Regions from separate parts of the Homo sapiens genome. Here region 1 is linked to region 2. Evidence: chromatin loops called from intact Hi-C (ENCODE). Cell type or tissue: MCF 10A. All regions are shown on one strand. Each heading gives the region's core, and the rest is flanking DNA. Links, peaks and the distances in the headings are about the cores only.

Region 1 (2,916 bases), core at 113-2,612, 340 kb after region 2:
TGCTGAGCAGCAGGGTGGCCAGAAGCTTCGAGAGGAGCGGGGTCAGCAAAGGGTGGGGAGGGATGTTTTGGGCTGGTGGGCCTGTGCCCACCCTTCTCCAGACACCCTCTTCCCCTCCCGCTTCTCTGCCTCATTCTGGGAGTGACCATCTCATCTGAGGACTTTTCAATGCTCCCCCAAAAAATGATTCTGAAAATTTTTAAAAGTAACTTACTTTTTAAATATTGTGGTAAAATATACATCACATAAACTTTACCAATTTTAACCATTTTTAAGTGCACCAGTGACATTAAATACATTCACATCATCACCACTATCTACAGAACTCTTTCATCTTGCAAAACTGCAACTGTCCTCGTTAAACAACTCCCCGCTCTTTCCCCCAGCCCCTGCAACCACCATTCTACTTTCTGTCTCTATGAGTTTGGCTACTCTAAATACCTCATATGAGTAGAATCATACAATATTTTTCCTTTTGCACTGGTTTATTTAATTTAGCATAATGTCCTCAAGGTTCACCCATGTAGTAGCATGTGTCAGAATTTCCTTCCTTTTTAAGGCTGAATCATGTTCCATTGCTTGTATGAACCATATCATGCTTATCCATTTTTCTGTTGAAACCATCAAAATGCAATCTTTGCTTTCATTCTTGAATAGTTTTCCCATCACATTTTTGGTAAGAAGGTTTAATAAAGAAGGGCTATTTAATCCTAAGCATGATTCCTTCTCATTTAGCTAATACTTTAATAGTTATTTTATAATAATTGATTCATGGCAGGGTGTGGTAGTGCATGCCTGTAATCCCAGCACTTTGAGAGGCCGAAGCGGGTGGATCACCTGAGGTCAGGAGTTTGAGACCAGCCTGGCCAACATGGTGAAACGCTGTCTCCACTAAATACAAAAAATTAGCTGGGCGTGGTGGTGCATGCTTATAATCCCAGCTACTTGGGAGGCTGAGGCAGGAGAATTGCTTGAACCCTGGAGTTGGAGGTTACAGTGAGCCGAGCTCATGCCATTGCACTCCAGCCTGGGCAACAAGAGTGAAACTCCGTCTCAAAAAAAAAAAAAATTGATTCAAATACAATTCAAGCCTAGTGTTCTCAGAAGGGCAGGAAACTAGCATCACTTCATTTACACCTCTTATGAAGAGGAGCTGAGGACAGGGCCTTGTGTTAAGAATTTGAGTAGGACGACACTGTCATCTTGTGGCTATTTGTACCAATAGCAACTTCATCCTAAAGCTAGGATTAGTAATTTCTGTACACAGGGTTACACAGGGATCCATTTCTGGTCAAGCGTAGGTAAAAAGTCATGCTCTATCAAAAGTATTTTATACTACTTGGGGGACTAGAGTCAGCATTGTGCCCTGAAGTGATAGAGGCCATGGCAGATACAGTCTTTGTTCCCTTTGCCTGTCCCAGACCCTGCTGCTCAGAGGAAGCTGTGGCAGGGGACATTGGCAGGAGAGTTAATTACTATTCATCTTACCCACGGACACAATGAGGACACATCTGAGCCTAGAGTGTGTTCTCCAACTGTCTTTAGTTTAAGAAGGTCTTTGGGGCAGGAATCTCTCTCCTTTCTTTCTTCCTCCCCTTCTTTCCTTCCTTCCTTTTCTCCTTCTCTTCCTTCTTTCTCTTCTTCATAACTGCTTCATTGAGATGTAATTCATATGCCAGTGAACTCGCCTGTTTAGAGTGTACAATTGAATAGTTTTTAGCTCTTATATTCACAGAGTTGTGCAACCATCATCACAATTTTAGAACACCCTCATCTCCTCCCAAGGAAATTCCATACCCTTCAGCCGTGACCCCTCGATCTCCCCTTCTCTCCTAGGCCCTGCCAACCACTAAGCTACTTTTTTGTCTCTGTGGATTTGCCTATCCTGGGCATTTCATATAAACAGAATCACTTGATTGTGTGGTCTTTCTTGGCTGGCCTTTTTCGTTAGCTTAGTGTTTTCAAGGCCCATCTATGTTTTATCATGTATTAGTATTTCTTTCCTTTTTACTGCTGAATATATTCCTTTGTATGAATGTGCTACATTTTATTTATGCACTCGTCAGTTGATAGACATTAGAGCTGTTTTTACTTTTTGGCAATTTTGAATAATGCTGCTATGAACGTTCATGTGCAAGTTTTTGTGTGAGCCTGTTTTCATTTTTTGTGTGTGCATATACCTAGGAATGGAATTACTGGGTCAAATGTTAACTACGTTTAATATTTTGACGCTTCTTTCCCCACATTGTCACCAGCTGTTGTTGTCATTTTTAATCTGACCATCCTGTAGGTGTGAAGAGGTAGCTCATTATGATTTGATTCACATTTCCCTGATGGCTAATGATGTTGAGCATGTTTTCATGTATTTGCTGGGCATTTGTGTATTTTCCATGGAGAAATGCCTAGCCATGTCTTCTGCTCATTTTAGAATCAAGTGGTTCCTCTTCTTGTTATTGAGTTGCAAAGAGTTCTTTACAATTCCCTTATCAGATATATGATACAATCCCATTATCAGATATATGATTTGCAAAATTTTTCTTCCTTTCAATAGGTGTCTTTTCATTTTCTTGATGGTGTCCTTTGAAGGACAAATGTGTTAATTTTGATGAAGTCCAATTTATCTGTTTTTCCTTTTGTTGTTCATACTTTAGGTCTCATATCTAAGAAGCCTTTGCCAAATCAAAGGTCATGAAGATTTAGTCATATGCTTTCTTCAAAGAGTTTTACAGTTGTATCACTTACATTTAGGTCTTTGATCCCTTTTGAGTTGTGTGTGTGTGTGTGTGTTTGTGTATGTGTATGGTGTGGGATAAATGTACATCTTCATTCTTTTGCATATGGATATTCATTTGTTGTAGCACAATTTGTTGAAAACACCATTCTTTGCTCTACTGAATTGTTTTGAAATTCTTGATG
Region 2 (2,916 bases), core at 175-2,674:
CTCTTCTCTCTAACACATTCTGCTGTATTGGCTGCCCCTGGGGCTTCCACTGCCTCTTTCCTGTCTTGGAAGGACATCAATGCTCTTCACAATCTGGACGCAGACTTGCCTTCCCTCCCACTGAGTCTCTCTTATATGTGTCCGCACCAAACCAAAGGACCTGCACCTTGGAGAATGCCCAGTCACATCAGTACCTGGTACTCTGAGCACAGGCCACTGTCTCTGGCTGGAAGCTCCCCGCCTACCCGACCCCTGACATGTTCCTCAATTTGGGAGCCACATTCAGTGCCTCCTTCTCTCAGATGCTCACTTTAACCCCTCCTGTCAGAAAGACTGGAGCCCCCTTGTGGACCACCCACTCTGCTCCCAGGGCACATTGCTCTTCCTTTCTTGGGCTTCTTTGTGGGTCAGCCTTGTATTCCGTGATTTGAGCATCAATCTTAGCTTCTTTACTAAAGTTCAAGCTCCCTTGGGGCAATGTTTATTTACAGATCCAGCAGAAAGGCTGGCTTGTGGTTTATGACAGCGTCTTGTTAAAGCAGTAGCAAAGAAGGCCAGGCACGGTGGCTTACGTCCGTAATCGCAGCACTTTGGGAGGCCGAGGCGAGTGGATCACCTGAGGTCAGGAGTTCGAGACCAGCCTGGCCAACATGGTGAAACCCCGTCTCTACTGAAAATACAAAAATTAGCCAGGTGTGGTGGCAGGTGCCTGTAATCCCAGCTATTCAGGAGGCTGAGGCAGGAGAATCACTTGAATCTGGGAGACAAAGGTTGCAGTGAGCCTGGGCAACAGAGCGAGACTCTGTAACAAAAAAAAAAAAAAAAAGCAGTACCAAAGAATGCAAGATTGGCAGGCAACGTCACAGGCCTTGGGTCTCAGCTCTGCGGCTCCCTAATTGTATGACCTGGGGAAAGTCTGTCAGCTGCCATGTGCCTCAATTTGCATATCTGTAACATCAGGATGATAAATACATACCTCACAGGTCTGTTGTAGGATAAAATGAGTTAATCCAGAAATAAAACTCTTCAGAACAGTGTCTGACACATGTCAAGTGCTCAGTAGGTTTTGGGTATTATTATTCTTGGGCCCCAGCTGGAATTGCTGTGTCAGGATCTCTCTCTTATTTTTTTTTTTTGAAACGGAGTTTCGCTCTCATCACCCAGGCTAGAGTGCAATGGTGCGATCTAGGCTCACTGCAACCTCTGCCTCCTGGGTTCAAGTGATTCTGCACCCTCAGCCTCCCGCGTAGCTGGGATTACAGGCATGTGCCACCACGCTCTGCTCTGCTAATTTTTGTATTTTTAGTAGAGATGGGTTTCCCCATGTTGGCCAGGCTGGTCTCGAACTCCTGACCTCAGGTTATCTGCCTGCCTCGGCCTCCCAAAGTGCTGGGATTACAGGCGTGAGCCACTGCACCCAGCCTGTGTCAGGATCTCTGACAGTGCATTTAGACAAGTGTGATTCTACTACATGCTAGATTCTGTGGAGCATTAATGTAACCTCAACCTTTCATTTTATAAATGAAGAATTTAAGGGCCAGGTAGGCGAAATAACTTACCCAAGTTCCAAAAGGACTTGCATAATCCACTATCTAGTCTACCTTTCACAGGTTTGAACAGCTCCAGCAGCACCAATCAAGTTTGATTTTCAGATGCCTTTCCCACCCCACCCAGGGGTGCTTTGATCTCAGGGCCAGGCTAGAGGGCACCAGAGCCCATGGAACTGGCACAGAAAGGAAGCCCAGCTTTGGCCACTACACCCAACTCCTTTTACATCTCCAGATAGAGAACCAGAGCCCATGAATTACCACTTCTCTCATTTCCTCCATCCCAAGCTCCCCACATTCATAAATGAGGATGACATTGACCATCAGATGTGTTCTCCAGTCTGACCACACCCAGCTGAGGCTGGGGACCTTGCTGTGATTGGTGTGGGTGACTCAGGAGATGCTGAGACAGGCGCCCTGGAGTCTCCAGGCTTCTCGGGCCCAGAAACAGAGAAGCCACTGAGAAGACACAGGACAATGCCATTGGGGAGCAAACATCCACTTCCTTTTCTAGCCAGACTTGAAAGAAAATCACCCCTTCTCTTTTTCGTCCCATACAAACCTGCAAAAACCCAAGAAACTCTATCTTACAATATTCTCAGCTCCTTAAATAAATTGTAATTTTCGGTCAGACAAGAGCCGCCATGCTAAGGAGTGCATTTCTCTGTCACATGGTGGAAGTGAATGAAGGGATATGGTTAAGTTCAGCGCCCTTGCCTTAAAGGAAGAAAGTCTGGCTCAGGCACGGTGGCTCACGCCTATAATCCCAGCACTTTGGGAGGCTGAGGCGGGTGGATCACCTGAGGTCAGGAGTTCGAGAGCAGCCTGGCAAACATGGTGAAACCCCATCTCTACTAAAAATACAAAAAATTAGCCGGGCGTTGTGGCAGCACCTGTAATCCCAGCTACTCGGGAGGCTGAGGCAGGAGAATCTCTTGAACCCGGGAGGCAGAAGTTGCAGTGAGCCAAGATTGCACCACTGCACTCCAGCCTGGGCAACAGAGCGAGACTCTGTCTCCAAAAAACAGGAAGGGAGCCTGCTCTTGCCCTGCCCTTTCCAGCCCCCTTTCTGCTACCAGGAATGTGGACGTGGCTGAGAGCCATCGTGAGGGTGGCACCTGGGAAAGGCAGAGAGACAGAGAGGGGGTGCCAGGGCCCCCAAGAATCCCCAGAGCGGAGCATCAGTGCCCAGCTTACCTGCATGTGTGGGAGAAAGACACTTGTCTCTTATGGGAGCCATTTGGATTTCATATCAGCTAAACCACACTCTAGTCTAGAATTCAGGAATCCAGTACAGAGTCCCATTTTCTTCTGCTCTGGGCTGCCCGAGCCTGGCAGCGAGGCATGGATTTGGATTCTGAAAGAGCAC

What was found. A loop is a pair of places that touch in the nucleus more often than their neighbours do. Peaks named below come from ENCODE experiments on the same cell type or tissue, not always from the same donor. Only the 100,000 strongest peaks of a DNase experiment are listed, where the experiment ranks them.
Region 1: a loop joins it to region 2, with 21 times the contacts of the local background. A loop is called at or near these places in 11 of 110 quality-filtered maps.

What each region holds. Positions count from the first base shown.
Region 1 is chr13:26,945,418-26,948,333 of GRCh38, reverse strand. No RefSeq gene overlaps it. Among named protein-coding and RNA genes, the nearest start is that of USP12-AS1, 180 kb to the left of the region's middle. In MCF 10A, for the core only: a CTCF peak has its summit at 1,210 (motif pointing left); a DNase peak (open chromatin) is centred at 1,203.
Region 2 is chr13:27,283,112-27,286,027 of GRCh38, reverse strand. No RefSeq gene overlaps it. Among named protein-coding and RNA genes, the nearest start is that of RASL11A, 14 kb to the right of the region's middle. In MCF 10A, for the core only: no CTCF peak of the experiment used is centred there; a DNase peak (open chromatin) is centred at 1,697.